Regions from separate parts of the Homo sapiens genome. Here region 2 is linked to region 1. Evidence: read pairs that join two places in POLR2A ChIA-PET (ENCODE). Cell type or tissue: A673. All regions are shown on one strand.

Region 1 (5,000 bases):
GGATCTCACTGAGAATTTCAAGATTGGTTTAAGGAGGGCCTTTCAATGCAGGGGCTTGCTTGGGATTGGGGGAGATAATGATACAGTAGTTTCAGGTTGGTGGCAACAGCTAGGCGAGGGGTTTGAAATGTCTTAGGTGTGAAATGTCTGTTGATGCTTCTATTAAATAAAGCTCGCCTATTGAAGAGTTGATGGGCCTCTTGGGAAATTCCTGTAATAAACAATGAAGTTATTTGCCTGGGCAAGAGACTCTTGGAATAGTAAAGTTATTGTACCAAAGACAGTGGGAGAAAAAAAGTCATGTTAATGCAGACAATAAACTTGGAGGTGGAAGGGGATAGTTTCTGCCTCAATCTGACTAGTCATTAGGCCTAAAGACCTGAGGGCTAGGACACATGTCAAGTATCTTTCAACACATTTAAAAAGTTAAAAATTCAGGAAATGGACCCACGACAATGTTGGAGGTCTGCTAAGCAGGACAGGGAGCATGGAGGAGGGGTGCATTAAAAAACAAGCCTCGGGCCAGTCTGGGTGGCTCACGCCTGTAATCCCAGTGCTTTGGGAGGGCGAGGCAGGCGGATCACAAGGTCAGGAGATCGAAACCATCCTGGCTAACACGGTGAAACCCCGTCTCTACTTAAAAAAAGACAACAAATTAGCTGGGCTTGGTGGCGGGCGCCTGTAATCCCCGCCACTTGGGAGGCTGAGGCAGGAGAATCGCTTGAACCCAGGAGGCGGAGGTTGCGGTGAGCTGAGATCCACCACTGCACTCCAGCCTGGGCGACAGAGCGAGACTCGGTCTCAAAAAACAAACAAACAAAAAAACAAGCCTTACCTGTTTTAGAATCTCACCTATCACTGACGAGCCTTAGCTCCAATCCCATCACACTATAATTCACACTGCAGAGGACCCAGCTAATCCAGCTATGGGTGAATAATAATGGTAGTAGGTGTCATTTATGAAACAATGACTATATGCCAGGCATATGTGATCATCACAGGGGGACATTATTGAGGAAACCAAGGTTCAAAGAGGCTTGGTAACTTGTCTGAGGTGATGAAACCAAGAAAAGTGGCCATTCTGGGACTCAAACCTGCTCCCTTTGGCTCCAAAGCTCTTTGTTCCCAGACTGGTCAGGGTGAGCCTCCTCATTTTACTGAAGATGTTCAAGGCTTCTCAACAGCTGCCATTTTCCAGTGCAGCTGGTGTTAATCTTACATGGCCCTGGCCACCAAATAAACTTATTTTACTCTGAGAAGTCATTTGCTACTGTTTCTATTGTGTAAAATTTTTCTCATAGGAAACATTGAAAAGATACCTCATAGGAGTGTGTGAAAAGTAAGTGACAGATGCTGTAAGTCCATAGGAAATGGCATGAGCACAGCTGTCTTAGACTGTTCAGGCTGCTACAGCCGAATTCCATAGACTGGGTTGCTTATGAACAATAGAAATTTATTTCTCCGGCTGGGCGTGGTGGCTCACCCCTGTAATCCCAGCACTTTGGGAGGCCAGGGTGGGCAGATCACGAGGTCAGGAGTTCAAGACCAGCCTGGCCAACATGGTGAAACCCTGTCTCTACTAAAGATACAAAAAATTAGCCGGGCATGGTGGCACGAGCCTATAATCCCAGCTATTTGGGAGGCTGAAGCAGGAGAAGTGCTTGAACCTGGGAGGCGGAGGTTGCAGTGATCCGAGATCGCACCATTGCACTCCAGCCTGGGTGACAGGGCAAGACTCTGTCTCAAAAAGAAAAAAAAAAAAAGAAAGAAAGAAATTTATTTTGCCACAGTTTTGGAGGCTGCAAAGTCCAAGATCAAGATGCTAGCAGATTCTGTGTCTGGTGAGGGCCAGCTTTTCTATTTGAAGATGAGGCCTTCTTGCTGTGTCTGCACGTGGTGGAAAGGGCCAGCTAGCTTGCTGGGGCTTCTTCTATAAGGGAACTAATCCCATTCAGGAGGGCTCCATCCTTATGACCTAATCACTTCCCAAGGCCCCACCTGACACCATCACCTTGGGGATTCAGATTTCAACATATGGATTTTGAAGGGACACTAACATTCAGTTCATTGTAATAGCCTTAGGTGCCATCTTGACACCCAAGACTTGGCTGCTGGCAAAGAGGCTCCAGGTAGCTCTGGTCCCAGCTCAGGATACTATCCCAGGAGGGTTTTTTTTTCTTTTTTTCATTTTGGAGATAGGGTCTCACTCTGTCACCTAGGCTAGAGTGCAGTGGCACAATCATGGCTCACTGCAGCCTCAGCCTCCTGGGCTTAAATGATCCTCCCACCTCAGCCTTCCGAGTGTGTGGGATCCCAGGTGCATGTCACCAAGCCCAGCTAATTTTTTTTTTTTTTGAGAAAGAGTCTTACTCTGTTGCCCAGGCTGGAGTGCAGTGGCGCAATCTTGGCTCACTGCAACCTCCACCTCCCAGGTTCAAGTGATTCTCCTGCCTCAGCCTCCCGAGTAGCTGGGATTACAGGCATGTGCCACTATGTGCACCTAATTTTTGTATTTTTAGTAGAGATGGGGTTTCACCATGTTGGCCAGGTTGGTCTCGAACTCCTGACCTCAAGTGATCCTCCTGCCTTGGCCTCCCAATGTGCTGGGATTACAAGTGTGAGCCACCACACCCAGCCCTGGGATGGTTTTTGACAGCAGAAACCTACCAGCAAAGGAGAAAAAACTCTGCCTCCTCAGAGGCTGCAGGGAAGCCACGGCTGAGGTAATTGTGTGATTAAGTTTTGAGCCCATTTCCAGCTGACCCACTGGGGTGGAGATGGGTATAGAATGAAGACGCCTGCGAGGCCTGTCTGAGGGGAGACCTGGGAAGGCCAGGTCCTGGGAAGGCCAACAACCAGGAACACCCTGGGTGGCTCTCATGACAGAGACAGCCTTCAGAGCAATCGATCATTCTCCATTGGAGGTTCAGACCAACCTGGCTCCCACTGGAGGCCCTACTCTCTACACCATGTAACCCTGGGCTAGTGGCTTAACCTCTCTGAGACTCAATTCCTCATCTCTAAAGCAGGGTGACCGCAGCTGCCTTGCAGAGTGGCTGTGAGGCTTAGCTATGACTCATGATGTCTGTAAAGCTCTGGCAAAGTGCCAGACACATAGTAGGCACTCAGTAGGTGACAGCTTCAATTAGGATGATTAATTATCACTAATGTGAAGAGCATCTGACAGCCCTCCCTGTAGGCACGTTGTTCCCTGCAAGCCAAAACTTCCTGTTCCCCTACTCATAGGGTGGCCAGGACCTGAGGAACCAGATCCTCTAAGGACAAACTGGAACATCTAGTCTTCCTCTTGACCCTCCCTGACTTTGTCCCTTGCCAGTGGGGAGCCCCCTTCACCAGGCCCTTCCCAGCCTCCAACACCTGCTCAGCGCAGCCCTGACCCACGGGAGCTGCCTTGAGGCTGGGGGGCATGACCCACCAGGTGGAGGCATGAAACGGAGGGCTGTCATGGGCCCACCCCAGGTGCAAGCCTGGAAGGCCCTGGACCTCTGGGAGTCCTCTCAAGTCATGGAAGGTGAGAGAAGCCTCTGCTCCTGTGGTCAGCAGTGGGCCAGGTGGCAGATCGCTGACGGTAATGGGGATGCAACTCAGTAGGGAAGCCCGACCTGGTTAGAGAGAGATGAACACCCCCTCCTGGGGCCTTGCCTGGAGCCCTCTGTGAGGGGGTCAGCAAATCAGGCAGAACCTTGGGCCCTCAGCCCTCCCCATCCTGCCTCTGTAATGCAGAAAGTGGGCTTTATTATAAATGCTTTCCTTTTCTTCTACCACTGGTGGGAAAGGCGGGGAAGGAGAGAGCCTTGCTCTAGTGGCAGCACTAGCTGGGAGAGAATGAGGGAGGGAGGAAGGCTGCATCCCCGCAAACGCCCCTCCTTGTGCTTTGCTCTTCAGCAGAAGGGGAAAGCTCGACACCGTTAGAATAGTGCAATCCTGGCTGGGCCTGGGGCTCACGCCTGTAATCCCAGCACTTTGGGAGGCCAAGGCAGGTGGATCACCTGAGGTCAGGAGTTTGAGACCAGCCTGGCCAACACAGTGAAACCCCATCTCTACCAAAAATACAAAAATTAGCCTGGCATGGTGGCACGCACCTGTAGTCCCAGCTACTTGGGAGGCTGAGGCAGGAGAATGATTTGAACGGAGGAGGTGGAAATTACAGTGAGCTGAGATCATGCCACTGCACTCCAGCTGGGGGGACTGAGCGAGACTCCTTTTCAAAAAATAAATAAATAGATAAATAAATAAATAAAAGAATAGTGCAATCCTACCAATAAACACACAACCATGCCAACATGTTCTCCCCACCAAGATTCTTGGTTATAAGCCAAAGAAACTAATGCTGGATACTTTGGACAGAAAGGAGATTTGTGGGCCAGGCATGGTGGCTCACGCCTGTAATCCCATGACTTTGGGAGGCCGAGGTGGGTGGATCACTTAAGGTGAGGAGTTCGAGACCATCCTGGCCAACATGACAAAACCCCATCTCTACTAAAAATACAAAAAACTATCCGGTGTGGTGGCGGGCACCTGTAACCCCAGTTACTCAGGAGGGAGGCTGAGGCAGGAGAATCACTTGAACCCAGGAAGTGGAGGTTGCAGTGAGCCGAGATTGTGCGTGAGATTCCGTCTCGACAACAACAACAACAATAACAACAACAAAAAGAGATTTGTGAAGAGGATTTGGGGAAGCCTTAAGATTCTCCGGGTGACCTGGAGAGCAAGAGAGATCCGCTGAGCTCACTCCTGCAGCCGACCTCCCGCAACCCCTCATGCTGTGCCCAGAATGCATACAGGTTTTCCCATTGTTAGCCTCTGATTCAAGGTCTGGGCAGCCTCCGTCAGATGCCACACAAGGGAGGCTGGGAAAGTGATTGTCTTGCATTTGTGCTTCAAGACAGTGCATCCCCTAAACATAGGAAATGGGTTCAGGTGACAAATGTCCCAAGATGTCAACAGCGGTTTTTGCTGGGTGGTTGTCTTCTATGGTG
Region 2 (5,000 bases), 180 kb after region 1:
GCTGATTAATATTTTAACACCAGCATGTGTTTTTTATTTTGATAAGAGAAACTTAAAGATCTTATCTCATTTAGAGAGAGTGCTCTAGTGAAAATCAGAGAAGATATATTAGTGGGGTATGAAACTAGAGGAAGGATAGAAGACAAGTAATAAAATAACCCAACATTGCTAGAGGGAATGTAACTCAACTGAGCACATATGTCAAGAAATCAAGAGAGGCCAGGCATGGTGGCTCACGCCTGTAATCCCAGCACTTTGGGAGGCCGAGGACGGTGGATCACCTGAGGTCAGGAGTTTAAGAGCAGCCTGGCCAACCTGGTGAAACTCCATCTCTACCAAAAATGCAAAAATTAGCCAGGTGTGGTGGCATGGCCTGTAATCCCAGCTACTCAGGAGGCTGAGGCAGGAGAATCGCTTGAACCTGGGAGGCAGAGGTTGCAGCCACTGCACTCCAGCCTGGGCAACAGAGCGAGACCCTGTCTCAAAAAACAAAACAAAACAAAAAGAAATCAAGACAAATGAATAAAGGAAAAAAAATCCTAAGAACTTTCTGACAAGGAAACTAAAATTAAAACCGACCTTAACATGAAACAGTATAATTAGGGCTTGCTGTGATGAACATCACTACTTCTTTTGCACTTATTAGGAAATTTGTCTGCTAAGTCAGTATAGACAGACTATGGAAATTTATGAGGAGGAAGGTACTCCTTATGTTTGAAGGTCTAGAACTGCTGTCCAACGTGGAAGCCACTAGCTACATATTACTATCATTGAGCTCTTAAAGTATGGTGGCTAATTAGAATTGAGATGTACTGGATTTGTATAAAAGTTACTATAATAAAGACGGTAAAGTATTTCATTAATAACTTTTTTTTTTTTGAGGCAGAGTCTCACTCTGTCGCCGAGGCTGGGGTTCAGTGGCACGATCTCGGCTCACTGCAACCTCTGCCTCCTGGGTTCAAGTGAGCATGTCTGGCTAATTTTTGTATTTGTATTTTTATTTATTTTTATTTTTATTTTTTGAGACAAAGTCTCACTCTGTCACCCAGGCTAGAGTGCAGTTGTGCAATCTCGGCTCACTGCAACCTCTGCCTCCCAAGTTCAAGTGATTGCCTCCCAAATTCAAGTGATTCTCGTGCCTCAGACTGCTGAGTAGCTGGGATTACAGGCGTATACCACCAGGCCTGGCTAATTTTTGTATTTTTAGTAGAGACAAGGTTTCATTCACCATGTTGGCCAGGCTGGTCTAGAACTCCTGACCTCAGGTGATCCACCCACCTTGGCCTCCCAAAGTACTGGGATTACAGGTGTGAGCCACCATGCCCGGCCTAATTTTTGTATTTTTAGTAGAGACGGGTTTTCACCATGTTGGCCAGGCTGGTCTCGAACTCCTGACCTCAAATGAGCTGCCTGCCTCGGCCTCCCAAAGTGCAGGGATTACAGGTGTGAGCCACCATGCCCGGCCATTAATAATTTTAAGTTACATGTTGAAATGATAGCATTTTGGATGTGCTGGCTTAAATAAAATTTAAAACTATTTGACCTGTTAATTTTAACTTTTTAAATTGTGGCTACTAGAACATTTAAAATTACATTATATGTCTTTATAATGTTTAGAAATTATTATTACTTTTAGAGATGGGGCTTCACTAAAATAATAGTCTGCCCCGTCAGGCCTTGAACTCCTGGGCTCAAGGGATTCTCCTGTTTCAGCCCCAGGAGTAGCTGGGACTACAAGCGCTCACCACTATGCCCAGCTAAAACCACATTATATTTCTATTGGTGCTAATCTAGAATGTCACTGGTCAACTCTATGAAAACCACTTTGCACAGGCTGACAGCATAGTACTGATAAGGCCAGTGATATGGGTTACATCTTTAACTATAGTCTTTTTTTTTTTTTGAGATGGAGTCTTGCTCTTTTGCCCAGGCTGGAGTGCAGTAGCACGATCTCGGCTCACTGCAACCTCTGCCTCCTAGGTTCAAGCGATTCTTCTGCCTCAGCCTCCCAAGTAGCTGGGACTACAGGCATACACCACTATGCCCAGCTAATTTTTGTATTTTTAGGAGAGACGGGGTTTCACCATATTGGCCAGGCTGGTCTTGAACTCCTGACCTTGTGATCCACCCGCCTCGGCCTCCCAAAGTGCTGGGATTACAGGCGTGAGCCACCGCGCCCGGCCAGTTACATCTTATATAAGTCAGTAAGAAGAGGTAATTGTGCCTGCATACTTGAGCTCAGTCAATTTTAGCAGAAAAATGAAACTCATCAAAAGAGAAATAGGTATAGATATAGACATCTTCAATATGCTATGAAATGCATTTAAAAACCCACATGGATTAATGAATGAATTGAGGGATAGACAGATACCCAAGAAAGCAAGTACAATAGAATGTTAATGGTAGAATCTAAGGAGACAGCTGTGTTAAGCGTTCACTATAACACATTCTTTAAACTTTGTTATATTTTTGAAAAATTTTTAAATAAAATGTTGATAAAAAGGGAAACAGGAAGGCTGTAGCAACATGGAATAGTAGAAAAAGGAATGAATGACAGGGTTAGAAGACCTGTTACAGACACCCTCCTCTTTAAAAATGTTGTATGCTTTGTAGTTTCTTTATTGATGGTGAATAGGACAACAATGTATTTGTAGTAATATTGAAGAAGGTAATTTTTTGTGATTACAACAGTTCTTAACTTTCCTTGTCTGATTTCTGCCTTCAGGAAGTAAGCCTTTAATAAAGCAGAATTGTAAGGTCTTTTTATTTTACATTCAAGAACTGAATTTTGAGAGTAAAGAGTTAAAGCGTGTAGGCAATAACATTTCAGCATGTATCTCATGTACTGATATAAATATATGCATGTGCCCAGAGGGCTCCGGCATCGCCAGGTAAATGGCCTGACAGTATACATTTGTTTGGCATATTAGGCTGTTAGCCTTAAAGAAAAAAAAATAAAAGATACACAGCCACCTTGGGAAGAAAAATTTAAAAAGAGAGGCCTCCATGTGATATTAATAATCTTAAAAGCAGAAAAATGTAGGGGTTAAAATCACAACCCTGAATGTAATAAGTTCATTTGTTAAGATTTCAACACTGCTAAATTACAAAGAAATGATACATGCATAATCCCTACAGAGAAGAAAACTTCTAATCGTCCTTCTAAGTGAGCATTAGAACATGATGAATATTTCATATAAATTATGCATCTTAATATGGAAATGGAATGGACCTTGACAAAAAATCCAGTTTAGCCCCATGGTCTCAGGAACATAAAATCTTAGCACTCCCACCTTAGAAAGGAGATGATTAAGGCCCAGAGAGGCTCACTATCTTACCTATAGTCACCCAGTCAATAAATAGTGGTGGTGGGATGGTGTGCAGTTCTCCTGCCTTCTGCTATATGATGATGTTGCTAGTCTATAGACTTATGGTAGAGAAGAAGATGATTTCAGGTTAGAAGTGAACACAGGAATGATCTATCATCTCGAATTACAAAGTTTAAACCTGGGTCTGGTTGGTGGGAATATAAAGCTGTATGAAATAGCTATGGGTTTGAACAGAGTAGACCTGGCCAGTAATTAAAACAGAAGTCCCAGCCAGTAAACAGTGAACTACTACTGATAATTTCTGGGGATTAATGTTATCGTGATTATCTTCCTCCAAACTCTAAAGCCTGGCCACATTCTCACCATGGGAAGAAGGAAGCAGAATAACAGTGTCCTCCACCTCACTCAGGGAATTCGCTAACAGCATTCCCTCACTCCTCTCCCAGCTAATGACCTCAAGGATTCAGGGATATGAAAAACAAACCTTCTTCACCAGAAAGACTAGAGGATCAAAAGGGACAATGTCCGTCATAAGCAGCACTCTATCACAAGTCACGTTTGGTGCAAAAACACAGACTAAAAGGAGTCACCAAACATTCTGCAAGTCTGAAAATGCACTTCAAGTCAAATATTCATTCAACATTTTTTTTTGTACCTATGACATGCCAAACACCATGCTGGATGTTGCGATTTCTAAAACAAATAACAGACCCTGTTGTCAAGGAGCTGAGATCACTGCAATGGTGTGACTGGTGGTATGACAGAGATTATAGTAAGCTTCTTAGAGAGAACATAGGAGGGGTCAAGTGCACAGACTGAAGAGGACTTGGTGGCAGGGGTAGCATGGAGATTAGGGAAGACTTCCTGGAGAGGAACCCCCAAGTTGAGACCTGAAGGGTGAGAAGAAATTAGCCACGTTTTCATCCCTGAGAGGTGTGAGAAAAAACAAACAAACAAAAAACTGTGTGTATGAAGCCACCATGGTGATAGTGCAAACTTTCTACTTCAAAAACATATAAATATCTAATTAAAACAAACAAAAACCACTAATAACTTTTCTTTCACTTCTGAAACTGCTTTTCTCTGTTAATAGAGCAGATATCACTGGGTATGGTGGGTCATGCCTTTAATCTCAACACTATGGAAGGCCAAGGTGGGAGGATTGCTTGAGCCCAGGAGTTCGAGACCAGCCTGGGTAACATAGCGAGACCTTGTCTCTATATTTAAAACTGTAGGCCAGGCATGGTGCCTCACGCCTGTAATCCCAGCAATTTGGGAGGCCGAGGTGGACAGATTGCCTGAGGTCAGGAGTTCGAGACCAGTCTGGCCAACATGGTGAAACCTCATCTCTACTAAAAAATAAAATACAAAAAAATTATCTAAGCATGGTGGCATTAGCCTGTAATCCCAGCTACTCAGGAGGCTGAGGCAGGGGAACTGCTTGAACCAGGGAGGTGGAGGTTGCAGAGGGCCGAGATCATGCCACTGTACTCCAGCCTGTGCAACAGAGCGAGACTCCATCTCAAAACAACAACAACAAAAACTGCATATTTTTTTAAAAAATAGAGCAGATGTTGAAGAATGTTGACAAAGCCCATAAAGAGAGAAAATAATAGTATCATTAAGCTCAGGTTCTGGCATAGAAAATCCGGGTTTGCATCCCAATTCTGA

Evidence for each region. ChIA-PET counts read pairs that join two places held together with the same protein. Peaks named below come from ENCODE experiments on the same cell type or tissue, not always from the same donor. Only the 100,000 strongest peaks of a DNase experiment are listed, where the experiment ranks them.
Region 2: POLR2A ChIA-PET joins it to region 1 with 5 read pairs; 22 of 35 experiments call an interaction of 5 or more read pairs at or near these places.

What each region holds. Positions count from the first base shown.
Region 1 is chr14:35,389,271-35,394,270 of GRCh38, reverse strand. No RefSeq gene overlaps it. Among named protein-coding and RNA genes, the nearest start is that of NFKBIA, 13 kb to the left of the region's middle. RefSeq lists a silencer at 2,974-3,268. In A673, no CTCF peak of the experiment used is centred here; a DNase peak (open chromatin) is centred at 3,110; H3K27ac peaks cover 548 bases.
Region 2 is chr14:35,205,053-35,210,052 of GRCh38, reverse strand. All of the region lies in intron 5 of PRORP (protein only RNase P catalytic subunit), which reads right to left. The region is part of intron 5 of PRORP-PSMA6 (PRORP-PSMA6 readthrough); the gene reads right to left. Among named protein-coding and RNA genes, the nearest start is that of PSMA6, 85 kb to the left of the region's middle. In A673, no CTCF peak of the experiment used is centred here; no DNase peak of the experiment used is centred here.